Regions from separate parts of the Homo sapiens genome. Here region 1 is linked to region 2. Evidence: chromatin loops called from intact Hi-C (ENCODE). Cell type or tissue: endothelial cell of umbilical vein. All regions are shown on one strand. Each heading gives the region's core, and the rest is flanking DNA. Links, peaks and the distances in the headings are about the cores only. Region 1 holds the start of ARHGAP23 (Rho GTPase activating protein 23). Region 2 overlaps SRCIN1 (SRC kinase signaling inhibitor 1).

Region 1 (15,185 bases), core at 4,415-12,414, 110 kb before region 2:
CTTCCTGCAGTGTTCAAGGTGTGTTGATAAGATAGCATTGGGTTTAGCAATCTAGCCACCATGACTTTGGCTAGTAGGAGTTTACTCCTGAGAGCCAGATTAGCATCTCTGAGGACAGACAGTCCCTGATCTTGCAAAGCCCAACACCAGACCCTAGGCCTGGCCAAGCAACAGCTATTTGAAGGCCCAGCATGGGTGGCTACCGCCGCCACCACCTTCTTGTTCTCACTTCCTCAGCACTGAAAGAGAACCTGAGGGAAACCAACTGGAGAGAATGGAGCCTGGCTTCCACAGCCAGGGCCCTGCTACACCACAGCCCGGGAGAGTGCGGCTCAGGGCGAGGGGCAGGCTTGCTGGCTGACACTCTTCTCTGTCTCCAGTCTCTTTAGCTCAAGACAGACTCCGTCTGAAGGGACAAAGGGCCCCATTGACCTCATAGCCTTGTGACCCCACCCAAGTCTGTCCCTCCCTCCCCAGGCAGCCAGCAGGGTCCTTGAGTAGCAGACAGGAGCCACAAGGCCGCTGGGAGGGCACTGGCGGGGAAGCCAAGAGAGGCGGCAGCCAGCTGGTCAGGGAAAACTGGGAGTGCGTGGGCAGTGCCCACCAGATTGCCACCAGGGGAGGCCAAGGATGAGGGCTCCGGGTACTCCTGGCTGTAGTCCCAGGAGCAAAGCAGCAAATACCCTGCAGGGCCACAGCATGGGAGGCTGGGGGAGTCCAACTTCAGCCCCAAAATGGGCTGCCCGGAGCTCAGGGCCTCCCTGGCCCACATTCCTGTCTCCCTGCCCCCAACATGCCCCCCACACCCAGCCTATAAAGCCCCCTTTGTCTGAGCCACTGAGGATCTTAACTCTCCCCATCTCAGCTTCCCACCCCCTCTCCCTCATCCTCTGGTGCCTAACAAAGAGGCCAGGGCTCAGTGAGAAGTGGTGAAGCCACCTTCATGCCAGCCTGGGCATTGGCCCAGGGGGTGTGGGCAGCCAGTGCCTGTAAACCAATGCCTCCACCCCACCGCCCACCTCGGGGCAGGTTAATTTCCACCCTTGTCCACTGGGGATTGCGTACCCCTGCCCAGGGCAGCGTGCCCACCTCTCACATGACCATTTATGTGATGCCCCTCTCAGTTTGTCCTGCCCTGTCAGATGCAGAACAGAGGGCAGTGGGTGGTCAGGAGCCACACCTGATGGAGGGTGTCAGAGAGCGAAGGTGTCTTTTTGCCATCTCCTTGGTCTTCACCAGAGTGGGCGGCCCCGCTGCCCACACATTATGTTCTCCAGTAGTATCTGGGGGTTCAGATCCCCCTTCTCTGGGAGTGGATAAACAGATCAGCCCCCTCCTCCTGCTTGGCAAGTGCCAGGAACATGGCTCACTGGGTGGGCAACAGGAATCCCCATCTCTTTTTCCCACACCCAGCCAAGGGCCTCAGAACACCTTCAACTATAGGCTGGACGTCGGCAACAGCTCCCTGTTCCCACAGCGATCTCGAGGTGGGGGTGGCACAGTGTCTCCCTGAGTCCCAGTGCTCTGGGTGTCTCTGGCCTGCTGTCAGTCACCCCCTGCAGCGGGTCGTCAGCTTGGGAGGCAGTTGGTCTGGGATCAACTGGGATCAGCTCTGTTGCCAAGGTGCGGTGAGACCGCTGGCAAGCCACTCTCTGGCCCCTGTAGCATGAGAGTAGGGTCCTTCCGACTCCGATGAGCCTCAGGAATGAGGAAAGCGGCTTCGCTTGCAGGGGTCTCCTCTCCCCTAGCAGCGCCCCCAGGACGGGCAGAACAGGGGGTGCCGGAGCGGGCTAGCCAGGGATGTGCGAGGGTCGGGTGCGCGTTGTGTGTGTGTTCGAGTGTGTGTGCCCCCACGTGCGTGCGTGCGATTGTGCGGTTGCCTGTGAGCGCGTGTGCTCGCCGGTGCGCGGTGCTGCCACGGGCCGGGCGGGGTGAGGAGGGGAGGGGGCGGGCGGAGGGGCGGGGCCGGCGGGGCGGGGCGGTGCGGGGAGGGGGCTCGAGCGCTGACACCAGCCGCTACTTGCGCTTGGCGGTCGCCGGGTGCAGCTGCCCGGACAGGGCGCATGGAGGGGCCGCCTCCCCCTGCGCCCCCCGGGGCCGGCGCGGCGAGGACGGCATAGCAGGGCCCAGCATGGAGCAGGTGAGCGGGCGCCGGGCGTGGGTGCGCGGCCGAGAGGGGAGAGAGAGCTGCGGGCGTTGTGACCCGGCGAGGTGGGCGCGCCGAGCGCCGAGGGCCGCCACCGAGGGAGGGGTTGGGGCATTGGAGCTCCGGGCGGAGCGGGGGCTCTGGGGGAGGGATGGGACTGATGTGACACAGAGCTCACACACACACACACACACACACACACACACACGAGTACTCCCTTATCACTGACACCTAGGAAGGCGTGTGCAGAGGGCACCTCTCTCCCCACCCCCTTTCCAGAAAGAGATCACCCACACGGAGAAACCCCCATCCCCACTTGGTAAGGGTACAGCCCCTGCTCCCTGAACCCAGGCCCAAGGAGGCTACAGACTCTGCAGAATGAAGGAGTGGGTGGGCTCTGTGCCATATGACTACTGGTTCGTTGACCCCCAGTCCCTCCTGGTGGGACCTCAAGATACGCCGGTCCCCTCCCCCTACACATCAAGGGGTTTCTTCCAGCCCGGCTCCCCTCCTTTCCCAGTCACAGCAGCTGCAGCAGCTGCTGCCACCATTTCATGTCAGTGAAAAGATGGGGTGGGCTAAGAGGCTTTCTCCAAATGCACCCCAAAGGCAGAGCTGCAGCCCCAGCCAGGTTTTGGGAGGGGGGTGCTGCCTTCCTTTCACACAGGCTCCATCAGAATACACTGAGTGTGGGCTGGGCTCAGTGGGCGGGGATGAAGACCCCCTCTGGTCAGAGTTCTCATTCCCTGCACGGAGCTCAGCAAATCCCAGACAGGCTGGACCAGTCCCCTTCAGTGAGCAAGGGGCTGTATCCTGACTTGCAGCCCCCTGATCTAAGAGAAGCCAGCAGCCTGATGGGGGGCAGAGCGAGGGGGCTGCTCCAGGGGTTGCCTTACTCCCTTCCCAACCCCCACTTGGGGTGAGGTCTCAGGTGGGGTCTGGAGAGGCGGGATAGGTTTTCTATTTGGGACACACCTTTCAGTGCTCAGCCGCCCTAACTCCCTTCTTTTCCTGGCCCAAGTTCTTTGGGGCTGTTCTGCCTAAAGCAGTGGCTGGGGGCCCTGGCTCTGAGACCCTCCCCTCCAGGCTGAGCACAGGCCCCCTATCACTCTGGCAGAGGGCTTGTGGGTGGCCTGTGATGGTGGTGAGGAGAGGGGTGAGGAGGAGTGGAGGGTGAGGAGTCGGGGGAGGTGGAGTCCGTGGAAGGGGTGACCCTAAGTTCTGGGGGGTTGGAGAGGGGCACTGGGAGGCATAAAGTGCTCTGGGCATCCTCCCTGGGCTGGGTGTGAGTCTGGGGCGGGGCTGTGGCTGGTCCAGTTTCCAGGCCTGTTTGGCATCTTGGGCATTAATTTAAATGGCCAATGGCAGCTCCCCAGAGCAGCAGGCCTGGCTGCTATTGTCATTACTGACTGAACACAAAAATAGTGGTAGGGCGGGGAGGGAGGGAAGAGTAGTAAATGCCACTGAATTGCTCACTGTAAAATGGCTAATTTTACGTTACGTGAATTTCACCTGGATTTTTTTTTAAAAGAGGGGCAGGGCTAGGGGCCACTACTGCTTCCTGTCTAGAGAATCCTAAATGCATCTCACTGGGCCTGCAGCTCAGCCTGAGTTGTTCCTCCAAGTAGCCCATCTGCCCATCATTGGCCTTCATCAGCCCTCCGTAACTGTTCTGGGGATCAGCCGCTTCCCCTTTCCCAGAGGACAGACCACAGCCTGCTCCCCTGTACCCTCCCCTGGGAGGAGAAACATCAAGGGGAGTCAGGACATTGGGCTTCTGCCCTTGGCTCCATTACAGAATCATTGGGAAGCCTTGGACATTCATCCTGTCTGGGCTGCTGTGAAATCTCTGCCAGCTATGCCAAGTGGTGGCTTCTTGGTCCTTTCTGGATGTCCTAGGACACCTCTGCCAAGCACAGCAGCTCAGCCTGTCCCCTGGACTGTGAGGTCCCTCCCCACAGACATGGACTCTGATGATCGGCACACTCTCCGAGGTGCCTAGGCTGATGTGGTTAACGCCCGGCTTTCTGGATGCACCGGAAGCGTGGTGTGTATGGAGTGCGTCTGAAATCAGAGCTTCTTTCATTGCACCAGGGGAAGCTCCTATTTTAAGTTTCCCATGTGCTGAGCCCTCTTGTAAAGCAAAGAATCCTTTTATAGTGCGTGAGCCGCCGATGTGTCTGTTTGGTATGTGTGGATTTTGGCATGGAGGGCTTCCTTAAAGGGGAGCATGCCTGGAATCTCTCACGGGGGCTGGAACTGCTGGGTGGGGTGAGTGCCAGGACTGAGGGGCTTGCCCCACTGTGGTCAGTCCCGCCCCTCTTTTCTCCTCATCTGACTCCCAACACTCCCACCCAGGGCTGGCTCAGGGCCAGACAGAGGAGAGGGGAGCAGCTGCAGGGGGATTTCCAGAGCTTCGACGGGGAGGTGGGAGCCTCCTCTCTAATCCCTTCCCCTTTGCTTCCTCTCTCTTCCCTTCCTCTATGTTCCCCTTCTTTCCTCTTTGCTCCTCTCCTTCTTCCCTTCCAGAAGGGCAAAATGGAGACAGGGAGGAGGATGGGTCCCATGTGCAGTGATGTGTGGGGACCAGGTGGGGCTGGGCAGGGGCTGGGAGCCTGGAACAGAAGCAGGAAGAATTGAAAAGCCCTATGTAGAACTGTAGAATTTAGCATCCTGAGCTGGAATGAACTCCCTGGCCTGACCCCTCCCAGAGGGATCATTCGATAGAAAGAGCAACATCAGACTTCGGCTAGAATCCTGAATCCTAGCTGGGAGATCTTGGACAAGCTACTTAGCCTCTCTGTGTCTGTTTCCTCATTTACATAGCGGGGCTAATAATACCCACCTTACAGTGTTGTCATGGGGACTAAATGAAATAATGTTTATAAAGAGCTTGGCACATAGTGGGTGCTCAACGTATTTTAATTCCTTTCCTCTCCGTCTTGGTGTTTGCAAGCCCCTGCTGAGTGACGGCATGGTTTTTGTAAGGCATCTTTGAGCCTCGCGCACACTCACTCATACACAGGGTCCGTGCCACCGGCCTTCCCTGACAGGGTGTCACACAGTGAAAAGCCTGCTGGGCTGGGTTTCCCAAACGTAGTTTCCCTAAAGATGGCCAGTTCAGAGTGGCAGGGGTGGATTTTCTGTCGGCCACCTCCTGACCTGACATGGGGCCTCGCTGGGTGTGGCTTGCTTACCCTGCTGCCAGCTTACCCTGCTGCCAGCTCAGACAAGATGCAGCCTCTCGCTCCCGCCGTAGCCAGCTGTCCAGAGGTTTTCTGCGTAGGCCCCAGCTGCTTGGCAGATTACCAGAGCTCTTTGGCCCCAGCCTGGCCATGGGTCTTCAGCCTCCCTCCCCAAGGGGTGTTCAGGTGGGATTCTTCTCACAGGATTCCTGGGAGACCTGACACCAGGGATGAGTGGGAACTGGCATCATCTTGAGTGGACCATTGCCCCACCCTCCATCATTAAATATGGTCAGTGAGGTTCACTCTATGGGATGTCTGGGGCTGTGGCCAGCGCCTGTGCCCCACCCTCTCCCTCCTTTCTCTGACGTTTGCTAGTAGAGGGCTTTGAGGTCTAGGACAAACCCTGCCTGCCTCCCAAGACCCCTTCTTCCTCCCCTAGTCACTGGAGGCTCCTTCTTGTTTTGCTCAACACTGTGCTTGCACCACAATCTCAGCACCATCCCAGGCACCCTTTGCTGTGTTTGTTGCCCTCCGTGGAATATGGGGACGGTTCCCTCCCTACCACCCAACACAGCAGTTTGCATGTACTAGGTGCTCAATAATTTTTTTTTTTTTTTGAGACGATGTTCTGCTCTGTCACCCAGGCTGGAGTGCCGCGGCATGATCTCGACTCACTGCAGCCTCTGACTCCTGGGTTCAAGCGATTCTCCTGCTTCAGCCTCCCAAGTAGCTGAGACTACAGGCACGTGCCACCATGCCTGGCTAATTTTTTGTTTTGCTTTTTGTTTTTTTTTTTGAAACAGAGTCTCATTCTATCGCCCAGGCAAGAGTGCAGTGGCATGATCGCAGCTCAGTGTAACCTCCATCTCCCCAGTTCAAGCAATTCTCCTGCCTCAGCCTCCTGAGTAGCTGGGATTACAGGCGCACACCACCACGCCTGGCTAAGTTTTTGTATTTTTAGTAGAGATGGGATTTCACCATGTTGGCCAGGCTGGTCTCGAACTCCTGACCTCAAGTGATCTGCCCTCCTCAGCCTCCCAGAGTGCTGGGATTACAGATGTGAGCCACCGCGCCTGGCCAATAAATGTCTTTTGACTTGATTAAATGGGGCCCCTCTCGCTTTGGAGATACAAACTGTGGTGGGGGTGTTGCCTGTGGGGGACAAGTAGAGGACCTGGGGGCTGAAGCCATAAAAGTGCAAGAACCGCTGTCCCCTTTAGTCCTGCCCTGCCATCCTTCTCCACCAGGGGATGCTCTTTCTCCTTTGGTGGAAGGGCCTGAGCTGGGGCCAGGTGTAGGTGCCCGTGCCCCATAACCCACCTTTCATACATTATGGTTTTTCCTTTTCAGCTCACAGAGTTTTTCAGATTCTTTGTCAAATGTGAGCCTCAAATCAGAGGCAGGCCGAGAAGGCCTTATCGTTTTCATCTTACAGAGGGTGAAACTGAGGTTCTGAGAATATACTTGTTCTCAAAAGTCATACAGCTACTGGGGGCTGGGGCGCAGGGAGGGTGCAGCACGAATTTGAACCCAGGTCTTCAGATTCTTGATTCAGGGCTCCTTTGAGGACATCATAAACCTGGGTTCCTCCTCTGGAGCCCCACCCTCCAGATACTTTTCCTCCAGTCCGCTCATCACGCCCTCCTTGCGTCCCCTCCGGCTGTCTCTCCTTGGCACCTGCTCCTCAACCCAACAGCCTGCTGAAGTCTTCCCCACCCAAACAGACACCTGCCTTGTCCACACCCACCTGTGCTGCCTGCCTGTCGCCTGTCCCTTCCTGTTAATGCTCAGTGGGCAGATTCGACTCCCTCCTCCCTGGGGCCCCTCCTCCCTGCACAGTCTGACCCCCACACCCACTGGCCCCCGAGGCTGTTGTCTCTGCCCCACACAGTGCCACCTTCTCTGGCTGCCTGCTTCCTCCCAGTCCTTGTTGCCTCCTCCTTCTCTGCCTACCCCCAAGCCAGGGTTCCTCTCACTCTTCACTCTCCCTGGAGAATCTGAACCACACCCCTGGTCTCAGGGACTACCAGAGTCTCTAGCTCAAGCCTCTCTTTCAGAAGATGGACCCACGGTTTAAGCAGCCTGTCACCATTCCACCAGCCTCACAGCCTGCGGGTTAAGTGTATAGACCCTGGAGCCCAAATGCCTGGGTTCAAATCCTGTGTGGCCTTGGGTAAGATACTTGAGTTCTCTGGGCCTCATTTTCCTTATCCATAGAATGAGGATTGAGATCTATTTCACAGGCCTTTGTGAGGCTTAACTGGGATCTCACATACAAAGGACTTCGTGCCTGGCTTGTCCCCTCTCTCTGTGAACACCCTAGACAACCTGATATTCCAGGCCTTGGCCTTGCCCTGCACTCTTCCATTTCCTTCCTCCTGCTCACCAAATCCCAGAGCCTCTGTTGTTTGTTGCCCCTGCCCCTTGCTTTGGTACCTTTCTCCTAGAATCACTTTGCTTGCCGCCCTCCATTCCTGTTCCCGTTATGTGCCACGGTGGCCATGGCACATCGCTGCTTCAGCTCCCTGCCCCAAACCAGGCTAGCACGGAAGCGCCTCTGGGCAGCCCCTCCAGCGTCACACCCCCGCCTGTGTTTCCTTCCTCATCCCTCCATGCTTCCTGCCCATAGGCACCCTCCACTTGGCTCCAGCCACGATGCCGATGCCGGAGCCTGCTCTCTCTCCTGCCTCCCTGGTTCGCCCTGAGCATCACTCTCCCTGGAGTGCCTTTTTCCCTATTCCCACTCTCCCCTGCCCCATCCAGGAAGCCCAAGAAGCTCAAGGCACCTCCTGGGGAAGCCTCCTCTGCTTCTCCAGCCGAATGTGCTCCTGTGCTGGGAGTTCTTTATAGAGTCACAACTGGAGGAGACCCAGGCCCCTCAAGGGAAGGATCTAGGCCTCACCTCTGTATTCCCAGGGCCAACCTACCCCACCCCCTCCTCTCCTCTACCCCCTCACATAGTAGACCTTGTGAATGAAGGATGGTGATTGGGCTGGGGAAGGAGTTTGGAAAGAGGGGGAGTATGAGGAGGGTCCTCAACCAGGGAGACTCTCCCCATGTTGGGCTCTATGGCTCCAAACCCCAAAAAAATAGGGTACAGGAATACAGTGGGTGCTGGGGCGGATGGCAGGATGCATGGAGTGAGACCCAGAGTGTCGAGAGAGGAAGGGGAGCCCGGATGGAGAGGAAGGTGAGGAGGAAGAGCAGCTAAAGAAGATAGATGAGGTGGGCTGGGACAGGGTGGGGGTGCAGGTCAAGGTGCAGGAAGAGGTGGGAAGGGCGGCAGGGTGGGGAGAGAGCCGCACTTTCTGGGAAGTGGGAGCGGGTGGGGGAGGCTGTGCAGTGCATTGTGGAGGGAGGAATTCGCCTGCCGGTCAGTGTGAGCTCATTTCCTCTCACCCCCTCCTGCGGGGTCTGAGGGCATCAGGCTCTGGAAAAAGTGAGCCAGGGGCACCCCACGGCCACCACCCTCCCTCCTCCCCCATGGCCTCAGTTCAGTCTGATTTCAGATGCCAACCTTTCTCCCTCACAGAGACAACCCTTTATCCTGGGAGGAAAGGACCTCTGAGCCAAGGTGGCAACAAGCATTGGACCACTGGAGCTACAGGGCAGAAAGAGACAGGAACAGGGACCTGGTGGAAAGTTAAGCAAGAAAATCCAAGCAGTAGGCCAGGCGCGGTGGCTCATGCCTGTAATCCCAGCACTTTAGGAGGCCGAGGAGGGTGGATTACGAGGTCAAGAGATCGAGACCATCCTGGCCAACATGATGAAACCCTGTCTCTACTAAAAATACAAAAAATTAAAAAATTAGCCAGGTGTGGTGGTAGGCGCCTGTAATCCCAGCTACTTGGGAGGCTGAGGCAGAAGAATAGCTTGAATCTGGGAAGCAGAGGTTGCAGTGAGCCAAGATGGCACCATTGCACTCCAGCCTGGGCAAAAAGAGTGAAACTCCATCTCAAAAAAAAAAAAAAAAAAAAAATCCAGGCAGTATGACAGATTACAGTTAGACAGCAGGAAGGACTTTCCAGAAGTGGAGGCTAATTCTGGCTGCACATGACCTTGATAAAAAGGGATGAGGAAGGGAGAGGAGTCATTTAACTGCCCCTCCATTATTATGAAACAGAATCCCTTTCTCTTGACTGCCAGGGGATTTAAAATACATTAAATAAAGCATATGAGCTAAACCCCAGTCAGTATCTCATTCCTCAGGTTCACAGGAGTAGGGATGGCCTAATTGTTGTCTGGGGCACCCCAACCCCTCTAAGACCTGAGTTCCCAACCCTGATCAAGGTTAAAGGGGTGGAGGTCTTGGGGCTGCTCGGCTCTCAGGGGTCTCCTTGCCCAAGGAAGGTGGTGACTCCAGCAGGCAGAGCTGGCCTTCCCGCTTTCACTGCCTCCTCTCTCCAAGTCCTATTTTATCCTCCGCCTTCTTTTCTACATAATCTGGGAAAAGGAATATGGAAGCCCCTTAAACTGAAAAAGTCATGGGAAAGAGGTAAGCATAAGCTGGAGGAAGTAAGAAGCAGGAAGAATGGGAGTTAGATAGTAGAAAGAATTTTCTAGCTATTTTCTAATAATGAAGGACAAGGCCAGGCATGGTGGCTCACGCCTATAATCCCAGCACTTTGGGAGGCTGAGGCAGGCGAATATCACTTGAGGTCAGGAGTTTGAGACCAGCCTGGCCATCCTGGTGAAACCTCATCTCTACCAAAGTACAAAAGTTAGGTGGGCGGTGTGGCATGGGCCTGTAGTCCCAGCTACCTGGGGAGGCTGAGGTGGGAGGATCACTTGAACCTGGGGGCAGAGGTTTCAGTGAGCCTAGATTGTGCCACTGTACTCCAGCATGGGTGACAGAGTGAGACCCTGCCGAAAAAAAAAAAAGGAAAAGAAAGACAGAAGGACTGTCCCTCCCTGGACTGTCAGGGGATGGGCTGGAGGGGGTCCTTCTGGGGGACAAGGAAAGAAGCTGGCTCAGGACCAGGGCATCTCTTTAGGCCCAGCTCAGAGTGAAGCCAGGAAGGGTGGCTGTGGGGTGCTGGTGATTGGGAGCCTCTGCTGTCACTGCTGTTCACTGCAGAGCAGGACTGTGGGCTGGCCCCATGGCCTGAGCCCCAGGACTGGCTGGGTGGGGGTCCGAAGGGCTGGGGCACCTGCCAGCCTCTCTTCTATGCTCGACTCCCCCTCCTCTCTGGGATCCTGGGCTGAGACTCTGGCTGGGAGGGGCTTACCCTACACTGAGGGGCACCCCGTCTCCCCACCCCCTGCACTAAATCTTCCCTTGTGTCTCAATGTCTAGGGGTCTCTAAAGGGAAGGGGGCCTCTAAGCCTTTTTCTGTCTTCCCCCCTTTCTGATCCTGGGTCTCCTCATCTTTGTTTCTGACTTTCTCTGCCTCTCTCTGCGCTGTCTCTATCTTGTCTCTGCCTTTCTCATGCTTTCTGGGTCTCTGGATCTCTGTTTCTGACCATCTCTGGCTGGCTGTTTCTCTTTGCTTCCCTCTCCCTCCCTCCCTATCCCCGTGCTAGTTCTGGGTTCGGTGCCCTTGTCCTCTTTCCTGGGCCTGGATGGCCCTCTATCTGGGCCGGTCCCTTAGAGGCCGGGCAAGCGTCTCCTGGAGACCGCCTCTCTTCGCCAGGCTGGGCTCTGACGTCCAGCTCTCAGGCAGCGCTCGCCTCTGCCTCAGCCCGGTTGCAGGTCTGTGGCCCTTGAGCGAGGCCGCCGGGGCACCCAGAAGGGAGCGCGGGGTGGGTGGTGGGAAGGGGGAGGGGCGAGGGGGCGGACCCCGGGGGGGGCCCCCCCACACCGCGCTCGGCCCCGCCCCCGGCCCCGCCCCTCCCGGGTCCCTGCCGGCGCCCCCAGCCGTGCCCCGGCCGCAGAGCCGCCGCTGCCACCCGATGAATGGAGTCGCCTTCTGCCTGGTCGGGATCCCGCCCCGCCCGGAGCCCCGGCCCCCACAGGTGAGGGTGCTGGGCCAGGGAAGTGGGCGGGGCCGGTAGCTGCTGGGGAGCGGGCTGCCAAGCCAGGGTCGCTGCGACCCCGCTCGCCCTGCACAGCCTGGGGCGCACGGTGGGCGCGGGCACCGCGGGCACCGCTGCGGGGAGATTCAGCTGGTGGCAGGCCCGGGAGGGGGCCCGAGCAAGAGCTGTCCGGGGTAGAGGGGTGGGAAGGACGGAAGCAGGCAAGGGGTCGGGACGGGCACGGGGCTGTCAGGACAGGGGGCACAGACCCAGGTGGCGGTGCCAGGCCCCCAGCGGCTGGGCAGCGGGGGCGGGAGGCCCGCGGCTTTTGTTCGGGTTTTTCAGGCGGGGCGCCTGCCGCCGTTTCCTCTGCCCGAGTTTTCGTTTTCCGTTGGCGAGGCCCCGGCACAGCTGGAGGGAGAGGGGGTGGGGGAGGGGGTTCCCGGAGCGGGACGTCCTCCACTAAGGCGTCCGGACACCCCCTCCCCGCGCCACACTCGCCCCCTGCCGGGTCGGACTGCGGGACGGGTTGCCAGGCGCGGTTCCGCCGCCCTCCTGGATCCTGGGGAAGTTCTAGACACAGGCCCAGGACCCCGGGCTCTGCCGGCGAGGCTGCCCTCCCCTCTGCCCTCTCCGACCGGCTGTGGGTGGGTCAGAGCGCGGGGTGCCAGGGGCATTACTCAGCGCTGGGCTGCTCTGCCTGGGTTCTTTCATCTGCCAGCTGCTGAGGCTGGGGAGGGGCCAGCAGGGGCCTCCCAGCCCCATCCCCCCATCAGGGCCATTCCCTTACCTCTGAGCCTGGCTGCCCGCCCTGCAGGAGCCCCCCAGCAGGCCTCCCTGCTCCTAAGTTGAAGGGTTGAACACTGTCAGGCCAACAGTTTCCCTGAGCTCGGAAAAGAAATTCCCCGGGGTCCAGGTTGAGGTCAAGGCCAGGGCTGAGGCCTGTTCCTCTTTAGACAGGGCTGAAAGACTTGGGGACCCTCCTCCCCAGCTTTCCCGGCAGTGTTGAAGGTGGGATCTGGTGCTTGCAACTCTTTTGGAGACTGGTGTGTTCCTTGGTTGCTGGATGTGTGTTCAGTTCTCCCTCAATCTGCATCTCTCCCCGACTCCCTTCAGCCAAAGTGTGTTTCCTAATTATGAACTTGAAATTCAGGATGGACGGGGGGTGGGGGTGGAGGTCATGAATCCAAGCATGAGTCCCTTGGATTCAATCCCCCACCAGCAACACATACTTCATCTCTATCCCCTGCACCCCTCTCTGTCTCCACCCCAACCCTGCGGCCTAGCTGGGGGTGAGTGGCTTTTGATCCCATGTGGTTCTCCCCTCTGCCAGGGCAACAGACCCCATTCCCCAAAGTGACAGCTCTCACTGCCATGTGCTCCTTGGCATGCGATTTGAATCTCGATTATATAACCAGTCATTTCGCCTCCAAAGGCAGCCCAAAGGCCCCCGGCCCCAGCGGCTTCTTCCACTTGCCCACAGTGTGGTTGGGTCCACCCCAAGGTGGCTGGGAATTCCAAGATCCTGCATCTGAGGACCTGACCTCTTCTTGGGAACCATGGGAGCAGTAAATCCTCTACATTCAGTGCTGGATTCAAAGGCCTCAATAATAATAAACAGGAAGAATGGGAGTGGGCAGGGTAGGTGTTGGTGTCCCATTTCACAGAGAGGGTCTGAGCCTATGTAGTGACAGTGCCCAGGCAAGAACCCAGGACACTTGAGGGTAGTCAGGGCACAAGATGAAGCTTGGGGAGGAAAGCTGTTAGGAAGGTGTCTGACTACGGGAATAGGTCAGGCTTGTGTGGATCCCAGCCCAAGCAGAGAAGGACTGGGTGGGGGGAAGAGGCCCTGTGCTTGTGCCCCTCTCCTCGGGCTGACCCTGGCTCACGGGGAAGAAGTGCAGCATTCTTGGCATGGATGGGAGTGGGGGTGAGGGAGGGTGCTGGTTCTGAGCAGAGCAGTGCAGGAGTGGGTAGTGGATTGCTTCATCCTACATTGCAGGGATACTCAGAAGGACTTCTTGATGTGTAAGGTTAAAAGAGAGACTACAAAGCAGCAGCATGGAAGAAGTTACAGTGTGAGGGACTGCAGTTAGATACTCAGGAGAACTTCTAGGGAGGGGCTTGTGACCCACAGCATCCCAGGCTAGCCATGCAGGGAAGTTTCCTCCAGTATAGTGGGTCAAGTGGATTCTTGTGAAGTTGGATTCCAATGTAGAAACCTGGAGATGGTCATTGGAGATATCAAATATTCCAGCAAATATATTCAAATGAGCACTGGTGCCTGGAAACAAAAAATGTGTTTTTAAGAAAGGGGAGTTGCTTTCACAGTATAGCTCATAGTTAATACACAGACAGCAAAAACTCCTGGCCAGTATTTATAAAAACTACCTCATTTGATCCTCACAATACCACTAAGAGGTAGATACCATTATTATCCCCATTTTACAGTTGAGGACACTGAGGCATAGCCAATATTGCAGCCCAAATCACACCCCCAGTGCACTGTGGAGCCAGGGTAGGAATGTGGCAGTCTGGCTCTAGAGTCTGGCTCTCACCCTCACTATCTGGCTTCTCAGGACCTGCTATGTCCCGCTGTCACTCCCACCCCAAATCCGTGTCCATTTTCTACACAGCCCAAGATCAAGGTCAGCTTCTGGCTGGATTGCAGCTTAGTTGCTTGTCTTTTGTTCTATTTCTTTACTCCTCCAATCTTTCCCACCCTGCCCCATGCTAGCCCATAGCACTGGGCCAGGGCTCGGTTCACTGGTGTTTTCCTTCCAAAGGGGCATGAAGCCCTGCTCTGTTGGCTGCAGGGGTTCAAAGGTAAGATATTGGCTTGGTCAGGGATTTGGACAAAGCCTGGTTTTAATGATCCTGCTCTCACCATCTCGGGAGAGAGACATGAATAGGGCCTGTGGGAGCTGGTGCTGCCTTTCCCCTAGCACCCTCCACCCGCTTCAAACAACCCGCCTTCAGATCCAGGCCCCCCTGTTTCTTGTGAAATTGTGCCAGTTTGTCAGCAGGGCAGTACCAATCTGTGCCAGGTGGGTGTCTCCTCCCCCATTGCCTCAGTGGGACATCAGGCTGAGATGGCCTTGGGGCTGGACTTTGGGGAGATTTTAAAGCCCTTTTGGGTTGGGGTGTATTTACCACCTGTCAGAGTGGGTGAGGACCAAAGGGGTGATCGTGTCCAACTCTGTTACGCTACAGTGGGGAAACAGACTGGGGAGTGCCCAAGGTCCCTCAGCCTCGGCAGACAAGGACCCATCTTCTGACTCCCAGCTCCCAGGCCATGCCTTTCCCTCTGTGGTTGGTTCTGTCCTTCGTGGCCCCCCTCAGTGCAGGGTTCATGGACTGGGCTCCAAGAGGGAGAGGGGAGGGCAGGGAGCTGCAGGGATGAGTGGACAATGTATCCTGTTCATCTCTGTGTCCCCAGTGGCCAGCACAGAGCCTGGCACAGAGCAGTTCTCCATAAATGTTTGTGAAGTACAAACCAGGGAACAGCCCCGCCTGTGGCCCCCCAGGGCGCCCCATGCCCAGCTCTACCCCTGACACTGTGATGTTCCATCTCATATCCGTCTACCCTACCAGGTAGGAGTTATTTGAGGCCGAGAAAAATGATAATAGCAACTTCTTCCATAGTGCTTACCACTATGTTGGTATATTACCATCACCCCACTTGACAGATTAAGAAACTGACACAGGCCGGGTACAGTGGCTCACACCTGTAATCCCAGCACTTTGGGAGGCCAAGGTAGGAGGATCACTTGGACTCAGGAGTTTGAGACCAGCCTGGGTGACACAAGGAGACCCAATACCTACAGAAAAATTTTAAAAATTAGCTGGGGCCAGGAGCAGTGGCTGACACCTGTAATCCCAGCACTTTGGGAGGC
Region 2 (15,185 bases), core at 3,947-11,946:
TCTAAAAAGGACATAGGGATGGGCTACGGGCAGGCTGAGGACTGGCTTTCTGTGAGTCTCAAGGGTTGCTGGGCTTTGGTGGGTGGGTGACTCATGGAGGGGCATTCCCTGCAGACAGTAGGCAGGTTGCTGCCCTCTGTCTCCAAAGAGGTCTTTAAGAGAAGGAAGCGCAACTGGGGCCCCTGTGATGACTGGAAGATTGTGGCTCCAGGACACAGTCACTACCTTCAGGGATGGAAGTGAAGTGATGCTGAGGGGGGAGAAGAGATTCAGTAACATGCCAGCCCTCAGCCACGCAGAACAGCTGGAAGGCTGCCTCGGGGACTCTTAGAACATGCTGGAACAGTGGCACAGCCTTCAGAATTCCGGGAAAGCCTGTAAAACCCAATCAGGACCCATGGCATACACCATGGTGCTCTGTGTAGCAGGTGCTGCTTTGCTGTGGCTGTTTGTGCATATGTGTGTACATACCTAAAGCATAGAGGTGTCAAATGCATTTTGTATTGTTACCACTTTACGGGTTTGAAAGCTGCTGCATCTAGAAAAGATGTTTGTGGCCGGGCTCGGTGGTTCACGCCTGTAATCCCAGCACTTTGGAAGGCCGAGGTGGGCAGATCACTTGAGCTCAGGAGTTCGAGACCAGCCTGGGCAACATGGCGAAACCTCATCTCTACAAAAAATACAAAAAAATGTAGCCAGGTGTGGTGGCAGGCACCTGTAGTCCCAGCTACTTGGGAGGCTGAGATGGGACAATTACCTGAGCCCAGGGAAGTTGAGGCTATAGTGAGCTGTAATCATGCACTCCAGCCTGGGTGACAGAGGGAGACCCCGTCTAAAAAAAAGAAAAGAAAGAAAAGATGGGTGGACCCCCACCAAGGGTCATCTCACTCAAAGGGCAGGAGGCTGAGACCCAATTCAGGGGACTACTGGAGGTCATCAGCCCTGCTTGGTTTCAGGGTAACCGTGGGCTTTGGTGTCAGGCAGAGCTGGATTCAAACTTACTGGTTTGTCTACAACCTACCAGTTGTATGACTCTGGGTAAGATGCCCAACATCTCTGAGTTTTGTCACTTGCCTGAGTAGGTAGTGCCGGTAGCTACCTCACCGATGGTTGTGAGGGTTAGGCAGGACACCTCCTGGAATGCCAAGCTGAGAACTGGTTTTTTTTGTTTTGTTTTTGTTTTTTGAGACAGGTTCTCGCTCTGTCATCCAGGCTGGAGCGCAGTGGTGCGATCTTGGCTCACTGCAACCTCCACCTCCTGGGTTCAAGCGATTCTCATGCCTCAGCCACCCGAGTAGCTGGGATTACTGGTGTACACCACCCCACCTGGCTAATCCCAGGGGCCCTGTTCTGTCCTCCCCCTCATGCTCTGCCAGCTGAAGGCCAGTGGCTGCCAGGGATTCCCCACCTGCCACCCCACCCATCCCAGCACCTTCCAGATCCTCCAGGGTGAAGCAGAGAAATAATGAGACATCAGCCTATAGGAAGGAGATCCAGGAGAGGAAAAAGAAACAAGTTTTATTAAAGCCCCAAACACTTGGCTAGAAAAACTGAAAAGGAAAGAGAGCAGGGAGCGGGGGAGAAGAAAAAAGGACATTAAAAAAGAGAGACAGAGAAAACACAGCAACCCTTTTCCATTTAGAAATTGTCAAGTTACACCGACAGAGGTCACAGAATATCCACAGAAGCCATCACTGCTACACCAACATGGGCCCTACAGGGTGGATGGGGCAGGGTGTGGAGCCGGGGCTCACCCCGGGGGGCCCCCTGGGGACCCCACTCAGAGCCTCAGGCCTGAGGCTCCTGGGGAAACAGCATATTGTGGAAGGGGCAGGAAATCCCCCATGCGAGTAACACAGCACAGTGGGCGGGGGCTGAGAGGACCAGGTACAGGGGTCCCCCGAGACGTCTTAGTTTTCTCTTGGTCAAGCACACACTGATGGACAGAGCAGCGAGGCGCATGCAGCTGGGGGCACTGATGTGCTGCAGGCTGTGAGAGGGCCAGCGGGGACGGGGGCTCAGGAAGGGATCTGGAGCCAGTGGTGCAGGGATGATGGAACACACGCACACAGAGGCACACCCACACACTTGGGTCTGCACCAGCACACATACCTGCACACACACACTCGGAGACACAGATTACATGCACCTCCATGTATGCGTCTCTATCCACATGTACGTGGCCCACACACAAGTCTCTGGCTCTCGGCATGTCTGCACACACATTACACATGTTCTCACACACAAAGCTCCTCTCACGCTAACATGCAGGTAGGCACGTGCCAATGCCCAAACAGGTTACATGCACCTATGTGCCCACGCCTTCCCCCACACATGTGCTCGGCCATGCCTGTGGGTGCAGGCCCCATGCGTCTGCACACACAGTGCATGGGCTTGTGCCAGCACACACACAGGCTGCACGCAATTCCACACGGATGCCTCCCAGCCCATAAATGTGCAGGAACCAAAGAGAAAGAAAGATGCAAATCCCACTGGGCTTCACCCGAGCGGGTGGGGCGGGGCACGTGGCTCCCTCCTTCTGCCCCTTCGTGGATGGACACTGCCCCCCCCACCTCCCCCACAAAGGGACATTCAACTCAGGACAATGACGGTGGGGCACACATTCCAGTCACAGGGCTGAGGGTGGGAGCTGGGGGCAAGCGAAGTAGCAAGCAGAGAGTAATGGAGTGGAGGGAGGAGGGGGCACCACTCCCCCCTCCCCTCCCAAGTCAGGGGGTCTCTGTACAGCCAAATCAAACCAGACCATTTCACTGGGACCACAGAAGCCAGGCCGACGTGCCCGCCCCCCAGCCCCCCTCCCCCGCCAAAACAGTGGCCAGGGAGAGTGCCGTGGTTTTCTTTTTTTTTTCTTTTTTAAATATTTATATATATTTATATTACGTATATTATATATATAATATGTAAATATATTTTTAAAACAATATAAAATGTTAAGACACTTCACTTAAATGTAAAGAGTTGCCTGCAATTAAAAGTAATTGCATCATTTATGAGGTCCTTTTTTTTTTTTCTATTTTCCAGGGTTTTTTTTTTTTTCCAGGAGGGATTTTTTTTTTCCTCTTTTGTTATTTTTCAAAAAGGCTTGCTCGCCTTGGTACAAAAATGATCCAAAGCTAGAAAACAAGGATGAACCAACAAAGGCAAAAACAAAAAAAGAAATGAAGAAACACAACCCGTTTCCCCTCCCCCCAAACCTTCAACAGCTCCCAGCTCTCCCCAGGTGCGGACCTTCCCCAGCCAGGCCCCAGGGTCTGGGGGGCTCTGCCTTCTGCGCAGCTCCTCCTTTCTGTGCTTGCTATGGGGGACTGATTCTAGTCCCCCTCCCCTGTGCTTACTTCACTTTGTGCTCCAAGTGGGAATCCTGCGGCCGGGGACCCCGCTCCTCCTCCTCCTCTTCTCCTATCCTCTCCCTACCGGCTCCTCACTGTGCCCTCTGGGGGGCCAGGAGTGAGAACCAAAATTGGCCTCTCTCTGCCTCCCCAGGACCCGGCCAAAAGCCAGGCGGCACTGCCAACCGCCTCTGCAGGGCAGGCAGGGCGTCCACAGGCCAGGGGCGCTGGCTGGATGGTCAGGCCTCAGGGACCTTCAGACATCTCACCAGGGTCACCAGAGCCCCATTGAAAAACTACGTCTCATCCTTTCCTGGGAAAACCCTCAAATTGCCAAGAGGATGACTGAAGTTCAAGTCACCCCACCTGCGGGTCCCAGGTGTCTTCAGTGCTCCCCGTCAAGCCCCTCTCGACCCTCCCATTTCCCTCAAACCAGACCCTTCCCCCAACTGCAAGCCACAAAACCTGGTTTTCTAGGCCCCTCACTCTTGCCCACCCCATCCCCATTCAATAAGTTAATGCCATTTAAAGTGCTAAATCAGGAAACTAAAAGTACCAAATACCCGTCCGGGCCGCCCTCTCCCAAGGCAGTGTCCCCGATATCCGGCTGTCCGTGCAACCCACCCTCCACAGCCAGCAGACCAAAGGGCCTCTGCCCTCCACTCCCCACTGGACGGCAAGGCCCAGGAGGCCAGCGCCTCCCCAGGGATACAGACTCCATGGCCTCACACCCACCCTGAGGCCTCTCAAACTCCGGCCTCGTCTCCAGCCTGTCCGTCTCTACTCCAGGCCCACTTGGGTGTGAGTGGGAGGAGGCAGAGCAGCCACAGAGGAAGTCACAGTCTTGTCGGAGCTTAGACAGGGAGTGGGGCATCTCCAAGGCCAGTCTCCCTAAGCCCCGCTCTCTGGCTTGATGTATGGGTTGGTCCGATGTCCCCGCGTTCCTCCAGGAAGGTATCGAGAAACGGGAGAGGGGTCTCCCACTGCTCCAAGTCTCCGTGGTTCAGAGTTTGTTTGGAGTATTCTTGGGAAGTGAGGGGAAGGCGGGAAGGGGGTGCAGGAGCTTCAGGATGGACTGGGGGAAAGAGTGGTGAAAGAGAAGAAGGAGAGATGTGACAGGTGCGGCCAGCGAGAGGCCAGCTGGGATCAAGGAAGGTGGTGTGTTTGGTTTTTAGTTTTACTGTTTAAAAAAAGATAATTAAAAGTTAATTGTTAAAAAAAAAAAAAAAAACAAAACCAAAAACACCAACAGATGATGGGTAGGGGTCGCTGAGGAGGGCCGCACCCTCCTCTTCAGGGCACACCCCTCAGGGCGTCTGGAGAGTAGGGTGGGGTGGGGTGGAGATGAAGGAAGAGAGGGGAGAAATGGCAGGAGTGAGGGAGGGGGACAGGCGGGGCAGCGGGGTGAGGGGCTTCTAGAAGGAGATGGAAGAATTCCTTGCCCCAAAGGAAGTCAATACAGGGATAGAGGTTCTGGAAGCCGAGGGCTTTTCTGAGACTGGGCTCGAGGTCTCATTCGACCCGCTCATCTCTTTAGATGGTTTAGTGGCCTGGAACAAAAACAGGGGTCAGGGGTCAGAGAGCGGAAGGGAGCGCCTCCATGCTGGCCCCCAGCTGAAGTTTTAAAAGTGGAAAACCTCCACAAATCCAAGGAAATTAACTGCAAAAGGAAGAAGCCAGAGGGGCATCTGGAGAGAGGGGTCCCTTGAATGGTGGAGGGGTGGGGGCAGAAAAGGGGGGGGAGGGGGCACGAGGTTGGACAAAGGGCCTGGGTGGTCAGAGGGCAGGCCCATAGTTACTGAGAGCAGAGAGAGAAGCAGAGCGACCAGAGAAGCACAGAAGAGGCCGCGCCCAGGATGGGCAGATGGGGAGGTGGGGGTGGGGGAGGGCAGGGGAGGGGAGGAAGAAGTGAAACATTAGCTGGGACAGGGGCACAAGCCCTGCGGGGGACGGGGGTCAGGGTGGGGAAAGGCTCCTAGTCCCAAATGGCCCGCTGTACAGCCAGAGCCCCTTCCAGCTTCATCCTGGTGGCAACAGAGGAGGGGGCTTATCCTCCCAGGGGGGAATAAACACTTCAAAGACCCCGTCCACCACCACCACCACCACCACCTGGAAATCTGAGAAGAAGGCGCTGCCGCACCAGCCTCCCGCCCAGTGCAGGAGGCCCCACTGCATGCCCTGCAAGCACTTGTCGCCCCAGTTGGTAACAGGAGGCTACTCCCTCATGACTTGTCCTGCCCTCACTGGTCAGTTCTAGTGGTCAGAACTGACCCCTCATCCTCCTCCCACCTTCGGTGGACTCCCGCAACTCCACCGGTCCTGGAGGCTTTTCCTCTGCAGCTGCGGTCTCCAAAGTGCGGTTTGAGAGCTACGTGCATTACCTCATCACCTCCAGGGGCCACCCTCTGGCATGCATCGTGAATGCAGATTCCTGGGCTCCCCTCCAGAATCCATCTCTTGTGTGGGCTCATGAATGTGCATTTTAAGCAGGTGCCCCAGGTGCCTCTGCTGCACACTTACCTTTGAGATCCACTGGATTAAGGCTACACAGACCCAGGTTTCTCCTTGTAATTGTACCCACTGTCCCTCCTGGCCTTGCTTAGCTACTAGTGTGAGAACTGAATCACCCAGATTTAAAAAAAGATCCAAAAGATAAGACAGGGCGCTGTGGCGAGTCACCAGAGACCACCCTGAGGTTAGGTCTGGGCAGGGTCGTTCACTTCCCTCTACTATCACCCTGCTGCTACGGAGTTTTCTCAGATGCCTTGCAGAGGAGAAGCTAGAGTCTAAAGCAAGCCCTGTCTCCAGCAGCCTGCCCAGCTCACAGTAAAGAACCAGCGCTGGCTGCAATCACCATTTCTCCTTTACAGGTGCACAGATGGTTGGTTCCACGATTCACCTGGGTTTTGCTCACTACAGTGTAGTTTGCCATCTACATTTCCCTTTTATGAGAATCAAAACAAGGGCCGGGTGTGGTGGCTCACACCTGTAATCCCAGCACTTCAGGAGGCTGAGGCAGGATTGCTTGAGCCCAGGAAGTCAAGACCAGCCTGGGTAACATGGCGAGACCTCGTCTCTACTAAAAAAAAAATTTTTTTTAAATAGCTGAGTGTGATGGTGTGTGCCTGTGGTTCCAGCTTCTCTGGAGGCTGAGGTGGGAGAATGGCCTGAGCTCAGGAGGTGGAAGTGGCAGTGAGCCATGACTGCACCACTGCACTCCAGCCTGGGTGACAGAATGAGGCCCTGTTTTTTTGTTTGTTTGTTTGTTTTGTTATTTATTTATTTAAGTTAAAGCGAAAATTCCCCATTTGGGTTTTCTTTTTCTTTCTTTTTTTTTTTTTTTTGAGATGGACTTTTGCTCTTGTTGTCCAGGCTGGAGTACAATGGCGCAATCTTGGCTCACGGCAACCTCCGCCTCCCGGGTTCAAGCGATTCTCCTGCCTCAGCCTCCCGAGTAGCTGGAATTACAGGCATGCGCCACCACGCCCGGCTAATTTTGTGTTTTTAGTAAGACGAGGTTTCTCCACGTTGGTCAGGTTGGTCTCAAACTCCCCACCTCAGGTGATCTGCCCACCTCGGCCTCCCAAAGTGTTGGGATTACAGGCGTGAACCACCGCGCCTGGCCCTGTTTGGGTTTTCTAACCCCTCTCCTCTGCTCATCCATTACTCAAGGGAGTTCTAGGGGGTCCAGGGCCCAGCCACAGGGTCGTCAGATTCACGCAGTCCTCAGCATGTGTCAGGCATGGCCCCTGCCCTCTCTGTGCCCCCAGTACCTGGGCCTGGAGACAAACTCATCCAACGGGAACCAGAGGCTCTCTGACCACTGTGTCACTTACCTTGGGCTCAGTCCTGCCTCTCCTCTGCTCTAGCCTTTCCCATTTAAAGTTCTTTCCCCCAAAGCCAGGTGAGAGGGAAGCACTGCCCAGTTCCCCCTGATGTCTCTTCACACCTCACCATGTCCCCCGGCAAGGTGCTGATTCTCCCCGGTTGTCCTTTTCCCTCTGAACTGATCTTTCTAGGTAAAAGCTGCTTTTTCTGCTCCTACCCCTTCAGCATTTTTCAAGAGCCTCATTCTATTCCAAGTTTTGGTCTTGGGAACACTTGTCTTCCGGCACCACCACCTGGCTTCTGTATTCAGGCAGGTGATGTGCCTTCACCCAGTTGAGGTACCCCTTCTCCCCCCAACAGCCAGTGCAAGACCTTTAGACATCCAGCTTCACCAGTTTATGGGGATGCCTCGTCCCCGTCCCGCTTCTTCATGGAGACCACTTCTGCAACATGTGCTTTCTAAAATCCTCTCGGGTCATCTTCCCTCCCGGGAGACTCTGGACACACCATCCACAATCCACTCTCCTGAAGTTGAGGGAGCACGTCCAGCTGTGCCCGGTGACCCCAGCCTGTGCTGCTAACCCTTCTCAGGTGACACAGCTGCTGTCTCTGAAGGTTCCTGTCATTTCCTTTCACCCATCATCCTCCCCTGCTGATTCCAATTATGTCCAGAGAAGCAGAACTTTGTTACCTTCGTGGCAAGGCAGAAACCTCACACATGTCCAGCTTTCAGCTGGGGGAGGCATGGAGCACTGAGCTGGTCCCAGAGGGCACCACCCTGCACACCTCCCTCTTGCCTGGGGATCAGAGCCGGCCACCTGCTCTCGCCAGGTCCATGTTCCCGAGGCCCTTCACATTCTGACGCCCAGATGTCCAGACAAGTGTGGAACCTCTCGACTCTACAGACCCCGCTGACTCCACCTCCAGGGCCATTCCCAGGGCCACCCTCCCTAGCCCCCATGCCCTCCTTCCTTGCTAAGCCCTGCCTGGGTCAGGTATTGAACCATCAGGAGAAGCTGGGCTTTCCCCAGCCCAGAGTGGGGGATGTGGGGATCATGACAAAATCTATGGCAATTGGAGAAATTCCTTTCTCCTTGCCAGTGACTGATTTAGGAATGGGCAGTGAGATAAGAGGTGTGGTCTGTTGGAGGCTTCTGGGAAAGATTCTCCAGCTTCTAAAAACAGCTGTGTGAGGCCGGGCTCATGCCTGTAATCCCAGCACTTTGGGAGGCCTAGGCAGTCAGATCACTTGAGGCCAGGAGTTTGAGACCAGCCTGGCCAACACAGTGAAACGCCAACTCTACCAAAAATTACAAAAATTAACCAGGCGTGGTGGCGTGCACCTGTAGTCCCAGCTACCTGGGAGGCTGAGGCAGGAAGATCGCTTGAATCAGGGAGGTGGAGGTTGCAGTGAGCCGAGATCGCACCACTGCACTCCAGCCTGGGTGACAGAGCGAGAGACTCTATCTCAAAAAAAAATTAAATAAATAAATAAAAACAGCTGTGTGAAGCCGGGCTTGGTGGCTCATGCCTGTAATCCCAGCACTTTGGGAAGCTTAGGTGGGTGGATCACCTGAGGTCAGGAGTTTGAGACCAGCCTGGGCAATGTGACAAAACCCCATCTCTATCAAAAATACAAAAAATTAGTGAGGCTTGATGGCGCCACCTGCAGTCCAGCTACTTGGAAGGCTGAGGCGGGAGGATGGATTGAGCTTGGAGAGGTTGAGGCTGCAGGGAGCAGAGATCATGCCACTGCCTGGGTGACAGAGTAAGACCCTATCTCAAAAATAATAATAATAAGACTGGGCTCTGTGGCTCATGCCTGTAATCCCAGCACTTTGGGAGGCCGAGGCGGGCGGATCATGAGGTCAGGAGATCGAGACCATCCTGGCTAACAGGGTGAAACCCTGTCTCTACTAAAAATACGAAAAATGAGCCAGGCGTGGTGGCGGGCACCTGTAATCCCAGCTAATCAGGAGGGTGAGGCAGGAGAATGGCGTGAACCCAGGAGGCAGAGCTTGCAGTGAGCAGAGATCGCACCACTGCACTCCAGCCTGGGCAACAGAGCTAGACTCCGTGTCAAAAAAAAAAAAGAAAGAAAAAAAAATAAGGCCAGTCACGGTGGTTCACACCTGTAATCCCAGCACTTTGGGAGGCTGAGGTGGGTGGATCACAAGGTCGGGAGTTCAAGGCCAGCCTGGCCAACATGGTGAAACCCCATCTTTACTAAAAATACAAAAATTAGCTGGGGGCAGTGGCAGGCACCTGTAATCCCAGCTACTCGGGAGGCTGAGGCAGGAGAACTGCTTGAACCCAGGAGGCAGAGGTTGCAGTGACCTGAGATTGTGCCACTGCACTCCAGCCTGGGTGACAGAGCGAGGGTCCATCTCAAAATAAATAAATAAATAAATAAAAATAAAAATAAAATAGGCCGGGTGTGGTGGCTCACACCTGTAATCCCAGCACTGGGAGGCTGAGGTGGGCGAATCACGAGGTCAGGAGTTCGAGACCAGCCTGACCAACATGGTGAAACCCTGTCTCTACTGAAAATACAAAAATTAGCCAGGCGTGGTTGTGGGCACCTGTAATCCCAGCTACTAGGGAGGCTGAGGCAGGAGAATCACTTGAACCCAGGAGGCGGAGGTTGCAGTGAGCCAAAGTTGCGCCACTGCACTCCAGCCTGGGTGACAGAGTGAGACTCCGTCTCAAAAAAAAAAAAAAAAATAATAATAATAATAATAAAATAATAAAAATGACAGCGGGACCAAATGCAAAGAAACTTGGGTCCTGATATCCTCAAGCTGCTAAATTCACCAACCCTGGAATCCCCCTGCTTCCAGCCTTCTTGGTTACAGGATACCTTTCCTTATTGTTTATCCATTTTGAATCAGGGTTCCTGTTCCTTGCAGCTGAAAGCATTCTCACTGATACACGTGAGGCCCAGTGTTGCTTTATTGATCTATTCGACCTTCATTTTTTGTTAACGTATCACCTTCTAGAATTCTCGTCACAAGCGCGATCTCATCGAGGCTTGCTCACACCCACGAGGTTATGCTCCCTGGCAGGGCAACAGAATCCAGCACTAAGACAGCAGAATTTGTAGCAGGCACACTCGGGTTTAAGTCCCAGCTCTGCCACTTTTTAACCGTGTGACCCTAATCGCATATCTCTCTGTGCCTTCATGTCCTCACCTGCAAACGGATAACAGGCCCCACAGCACCAGATGCACATGACGAGATGATGCCAACAGGGTGTAAGACCCGGCGCCCAACACCCTCAGTACACATGCAACAAATGGTAGCCATTATAGCGATTGTCATTTTAACCTTTCAGATTTGCTTTGGCTGTTTCCACCTGGATTGGGCCTGATTGGTGGCAAACTCATTCGCTCATTCACTCAACAAATATTTACTGAGTGCCTACGTATGCCAAGCACTATTCTAGGTGCTGTGGGGATGCAGCTGTGACAACACAGATTTACTTTAAGGTATAAAGTTGTAAACTTGGTACCTAACAGGTATGCTATCTGTCTTTCACTTGCCTCTCCATACCCCGGAACCAATTATGGGGGGGCTCACGTATGTTGCCCAGGCTGGTCTCGAACTCCTGGCCTCGAGTGATCCTCCTGTCTTAGCCTCCCAAAGTGGGGATTACAGGCGTGAGCCACTGCCCCTGGCCTCCCAGAACTAATTTCTGCCGTGCTCTGTACCCTGAGAGGCTGATCCTGGTCACTCCTTTGCTGACTGGACTCTGGTTGGGTTTGGCCAGTGGGGTCTGTGGCAGGGTGAGAGAGAGGTAGGTGGGGTGAAGTTCCTTCCCTGCTCTCTCCCTCCTGGGAGCTGTGTCACAGGCAGCAGCTGTGCCCTCCACAGCACAGCTCTGCTGCTCCCGCCCTCCGGGACTCGCTAAACACCTGCCCCACTGCCCTTCCCCCAGGGAGTCACAGCCTCCTGCTCTGAGATGTCCATGGGTACCTCGGCATCCCTTGTTTTCTCCCTCAATCCTCTGGTGTCGTCCTTTCATTAAAGTCTCTTCATCTGGGGCCGGACGCAATGGCTCCCAGCACTTTGGGAGGCTGAGGCAGGCGGATCACTTGAGGTCAGGAGTTCAAGACCAGCCTGGTCAACATGGTGAAACCCCACCTCTACTGAAAATACAAAAATTAGCCGGGCGTGTTGACACACACCTGTAATCCCAGCTACTCAGGAGGCTGAAGCAGGAGAATCGCTTGAACCCGGGAGGCAGAGGTTGCCGTGAGCCGAGATCACGCCACTGGACTCCAACCTGAGCAACAGAGCGAGACTCCATCTCAAAAAAAAAAAAAAAAAAAAAAAGTATCTTCATTTCAGCCATCTGAGAAGATAAGCAGTTGTTCAGCAAATTTCTTAGCCCTAATAGAAGAGGGGGTGTCCATAGCTTCAGGTCTACACAAAGCCTTGATCCTTGCACGCCTGGGAACCTGGCTCCCGTCCCTCCCTGGGATCTTAAGCACAACATTCACGGGCTTCTCCTCAGTCACTTCCTCTGACTACTCTGTGGGGTCAGGCACTGCTGCAAGGCACCTCCATCTTAGAACTTTCTTACTCCCAATTTCTGTGTCCCTGATCCCAGCACTTCTAGTCCCCTCCATCTCAACATTATCAAAGACAGCTTGGACTCACTGGATGAAGGAGAGGCCTTGGGCACCGCCCCCCCAATCCCCACCCCCGCCGGCCACCGTAGAGCTCACTGTGGTGTTCCAAGCTCTCTCCTGTACCTGGCATTATGTGAGCTCAGGACCAGGCTGGATACTTCTGTCCCCATTGTACAGACGAAGAAAGGGCCTGAGAAGACAGAGGGCTTTGACCAAGGCCACAGGCTGAGCTAGTGTGGATCGTGTCCCACCAGTGACCCGCATGGCTGGAGCACACCGAGGGTGTGGGTGCAGGGGCAGGGTGAGCTGAGGCTGCTGTGAAGGGCCCTGGGCCGCACATGAAGGATTTGGGTTGATCATCTGCCAGGGGCCGGGGCAGGGATTTTAAGCTGGCAGGGGTGTGTGTGTGTGTGTGTGTGTGTGTGTGTGTGACACACACAGAGACAATCAAATCTGCATTTTACAAAGTTCCCTCCCCACCCCCAGGTCTTGGGAAATCAGTTAGAGGTGACAGAAGTCACAAGGAGATCTTAGAAGACCGTGCATGTTGGTAGTGAGACATCGATGGTTTTCCCCTGCTTCTCTATACTTTACTGTTGAAAATTTCCACAGGGAGGCTGGTGGCGGTGGCTCACACCTGTAATCCCAGCAGTTTGGAAGGCTGAGGCGGGTGGATCACGAGGTCAGGAGTTCAAGACCAGTCTGGCCAATATGGTGAAACCCCATCTCTACTAAAAATGCAAAAATTTAGCCAGGCTTGGTGGTGGGCGCCTGTAATCCCAGCTACTCGGGAGGCTGAGACAGGAGAATCCCTTGAACCCAGGAGGCAGAGGTTGCAGTGAGCTGGGATCGCACCATTGCACTCCAGCCCGGGTGACAGTGTGAGACCCTGCCTCAAAAAAATAAAATAAAATAAAATAAAATAAAATAAAATAAAATTTCCACTGTAAACATTTATTACTTTACAAGAAAGAAGCCATGTTTATAAGAAAGGCTACTGGAGCACTGGAAGTGAGACAGGGGCACGGAGGGGCTTGGGAAGGCTGGGGGTGGGCGACCCTTCCTGAGGGAGACAGCAGCTGGGGCAGCCTCGTACCGGCTGGGGCAGCGTGGTCGGGGGAGCATTATGTCTGGACACACGCATTCGAGGAGCCTGGGGATGCCCGGGGAAGCGTGTGTGGGTGACTGGAGCTCAGAATGGAGACCTGGGTGGGGGCAGGGACTAAGCAGTGCACCTGGTGCCTGAGGAGAGGAAGGCATGGTGTGAGGAGAAGAGGCTGAGGAGTGGGGCACAGGAAGGGAAGAGGCAGGCAAAGGAGAGTCGCCCAGGCAGGGTGCAATGGCTCACGCCTGTAATCCCAGCACTTTGGGAGGCTGAGGTGGGAGGATCACCTGAGCTCAGGAGTTTGAGACCAGCCTGGCCAACATGGTGAAACCCCGTCTCTACTAAAAATACAAAAATTAGCCAGTGTGGTAATTAGCCTGTAGTCTCAGCTGCTCGGGAGGCTGAGGCACGAGAATCACTTGAACCCAGGAGGCGGAGGCTGCAGTGAGCTGAGATCACACCACTGGACTCCAGCCTGGGAGACAGAGCAAGACTCCGTCTCAAAAAATAGAGGGAGTCACCCAGAAAGGAGCCCAGAGGCTCCAGGTGGAGGCTGGGGAGAGGATGCTGAGGAACAGAGGGTCTGCACAGCCCTATGCAGGTGTGGGGGGGGTCTACAAGGCCACATGCTGCAGAGCAGTGGGGGAGGGGGGTGAAAAGAGCCCATCTCGATGTCACTGGAGACCCAGGCAACCCCGGAGATGGGGTGGAGGCTGGGCCATAAAGGCATGAGGCTGACACCACAGCGGAGGAGCTGGGCTCTGGGGAGGGAGGGACTAGGGTGGGAAACAGTGCAACATCATTAGAGCTGAGGGAAGGGGCTGCTGGAGAGGCTGAAGCACTTTGTGGTGGGGAGGGAGGCAGTCTGGACTTGTGTCCTGCCCCCCACTTGCTAGCCGTGTGGCCTTGGATTAAGCCTCAGTTTCCGCCCCCGTCACATGGGGGTAATAGACCTTCCTCAGTGTGGTGAGTGTGAGATGAGATAATGCGCATGCCTGGCCCCAGCGAAAGCTCTGTCAGTGTCAGCTGCTCTGCTGGGCACCCAGGAGGGTCCAGCCCGGACAGGACAAGGGGAACTCATCCCTGGCAGTGGCAGGAAAAAGATCTGGAGGTGGGGCTCGCAGGGTGTCTGGGGGCCATGAGGAGGCAGGTGGGAGCTGTGGAGAGGCTGCGGGGGGCTGGAGGGCTGCTTTTTGAGAAATTCTCCTGGGAGCCAGTAGGGAGGCAGGGCCTTGGGTGCCCAGGGCTGTCCCAGGGCCAGTGCAGGGAAGGGTTCCAAGATTCCTAGGTCCCGATCCTGGCTGTGATGCCACCTTGCTGTGCACCTTTGGGAAGCCCCTCTCCTCCTCTGAGCTGCCCCCTCATCTGAAAAAGAGATGGACTCACCCATCTCTAACCTCTTGCCTCTGAGTCTAGAACCTTCTCTAACGTCTTGCCTCTGAGTCTAGAACCTTCTTTAAGTGAGAGCATCTGGACATATCACAGCCCCCACCCTCACACCCAGAATGGGCCTGTCATACAGGAGCTGCTCATAAATATTAACTAAATCAAACGAGTGCACTAAGGGTCTCTCACAACATCTGGGTCCAGGAGCCACCCTGCAGCCTCTGACCAGGCCACAAGGGCAGTAAACACCCACAGGTGAGGTATGTCCACTCTCCACACAGCCTCCGCGCCTGCTCATTAGACCTGAAAGAGATTGCGGCATCCCTGCAATTCCTGCTGCACCCCTACCCTTCCTGAGGGCCAAAGTGCCTCGCCCTGTCCCCACCCAACCTTGCAAAGACGGGAGGTGACCCCACTGAAACCCAAACACAAGGCTGAAAAGCAGATGCAAAGTTGGCTTCTCCCTTGGCTAGGGGTGGCCTAAGAGCTAAGAGGGAGACCAGGATGAGAGTGGGGCCCTGAATAGCAGGCGGAGCCCTGGGAAGAGGGAGAGGGAAGCGGAGAGAGAAACAGAGTGGCAGGAAGCAGAGGGCCACAAAATCCCCCTTCTGCACCCCAGGGTAGGCCAGGCCTGAGAAGGGACCCAGGCGTTGGGGCTGCTGGAGTCACAAACTCGCTCGCTCGCCCCTCCTCCAGGAGCCAGCAGTGGCAGCTGGAGAGTCTTCTCTGTGTCTGAGTGAGGGAACTCCTGAGAGGGGAGGTGCCTGGTTGAGAACTCATGTGCTAATCTAGATCCAAAGCTCCGGGATCGGGAGGAGGAGGGAGAAGACGGTTCAGGGGGTGGGTGGGGCAGTCCTGGCAGGGAAGGTCTGTCTGGGAAGAG

The links. A loop is a pair of places that touch in the nucleus more often than their neighbours do. Peaks named below come from ENCODE experiments on the same cell type or tissue, not always from the same donor. Only the 100,000 strongest peaks of a DNase experiment are listed, where the experiment ranks them.
Region 1: a loop joins it to region 2, with 13 times the contacts of the local background. A loop is called at or near these places in 2 of 110 quality-filtered maps.

Annotation. Positions count from the first base shown.
Region 1 is chr17:38,417,260-38,432,444 of GRCh38, forward strand. ARHGAP23 (Rho GTPase activating protein 23) reads left to right here and starts at 11,205. Exons shown (of 24, transcript NM_001199417.2): 1 at 11,205-11,289. The coding sequence starts at 11,227. RefSeq lists enhancers at 671-1,220, 4,128-5,056, 6,643-7,288, 11,369-12,278, 12,279-13,186 and 2 more. In endothelial cell of umbilical vein, for the core only: a CTCF peak has its summit at 6,574 (motif pointing right); DNase peaks (open chromatin) are centred at 6,602, 8,762, 10,982, 11,842 and 2 weaker places; H3K4me3 peaks cover 2,104 bases; H3K27ac peaks cover 4,788 bases.
Region 2 is chr17:38,528,532-38,543,716 of GRCh38, forward strand. It overlaps SRCIN1 (SRC kinase signaling inhibitor 1), which reads right to left. Exons shown (of 19, transcript NM_025248.3): 19 at 1,500-4,900. The coding sequence ends at 4,766. Among named protein-coding and RNA genes, the nearest start is that of SRCIN1, 70 kb to the right of the region's middle. In endothelial cell of umbilical vein, for the core only: a CTCF peak has its summit at 8,854 (motif pointing left); no DNase peak of the experiment used is centred there.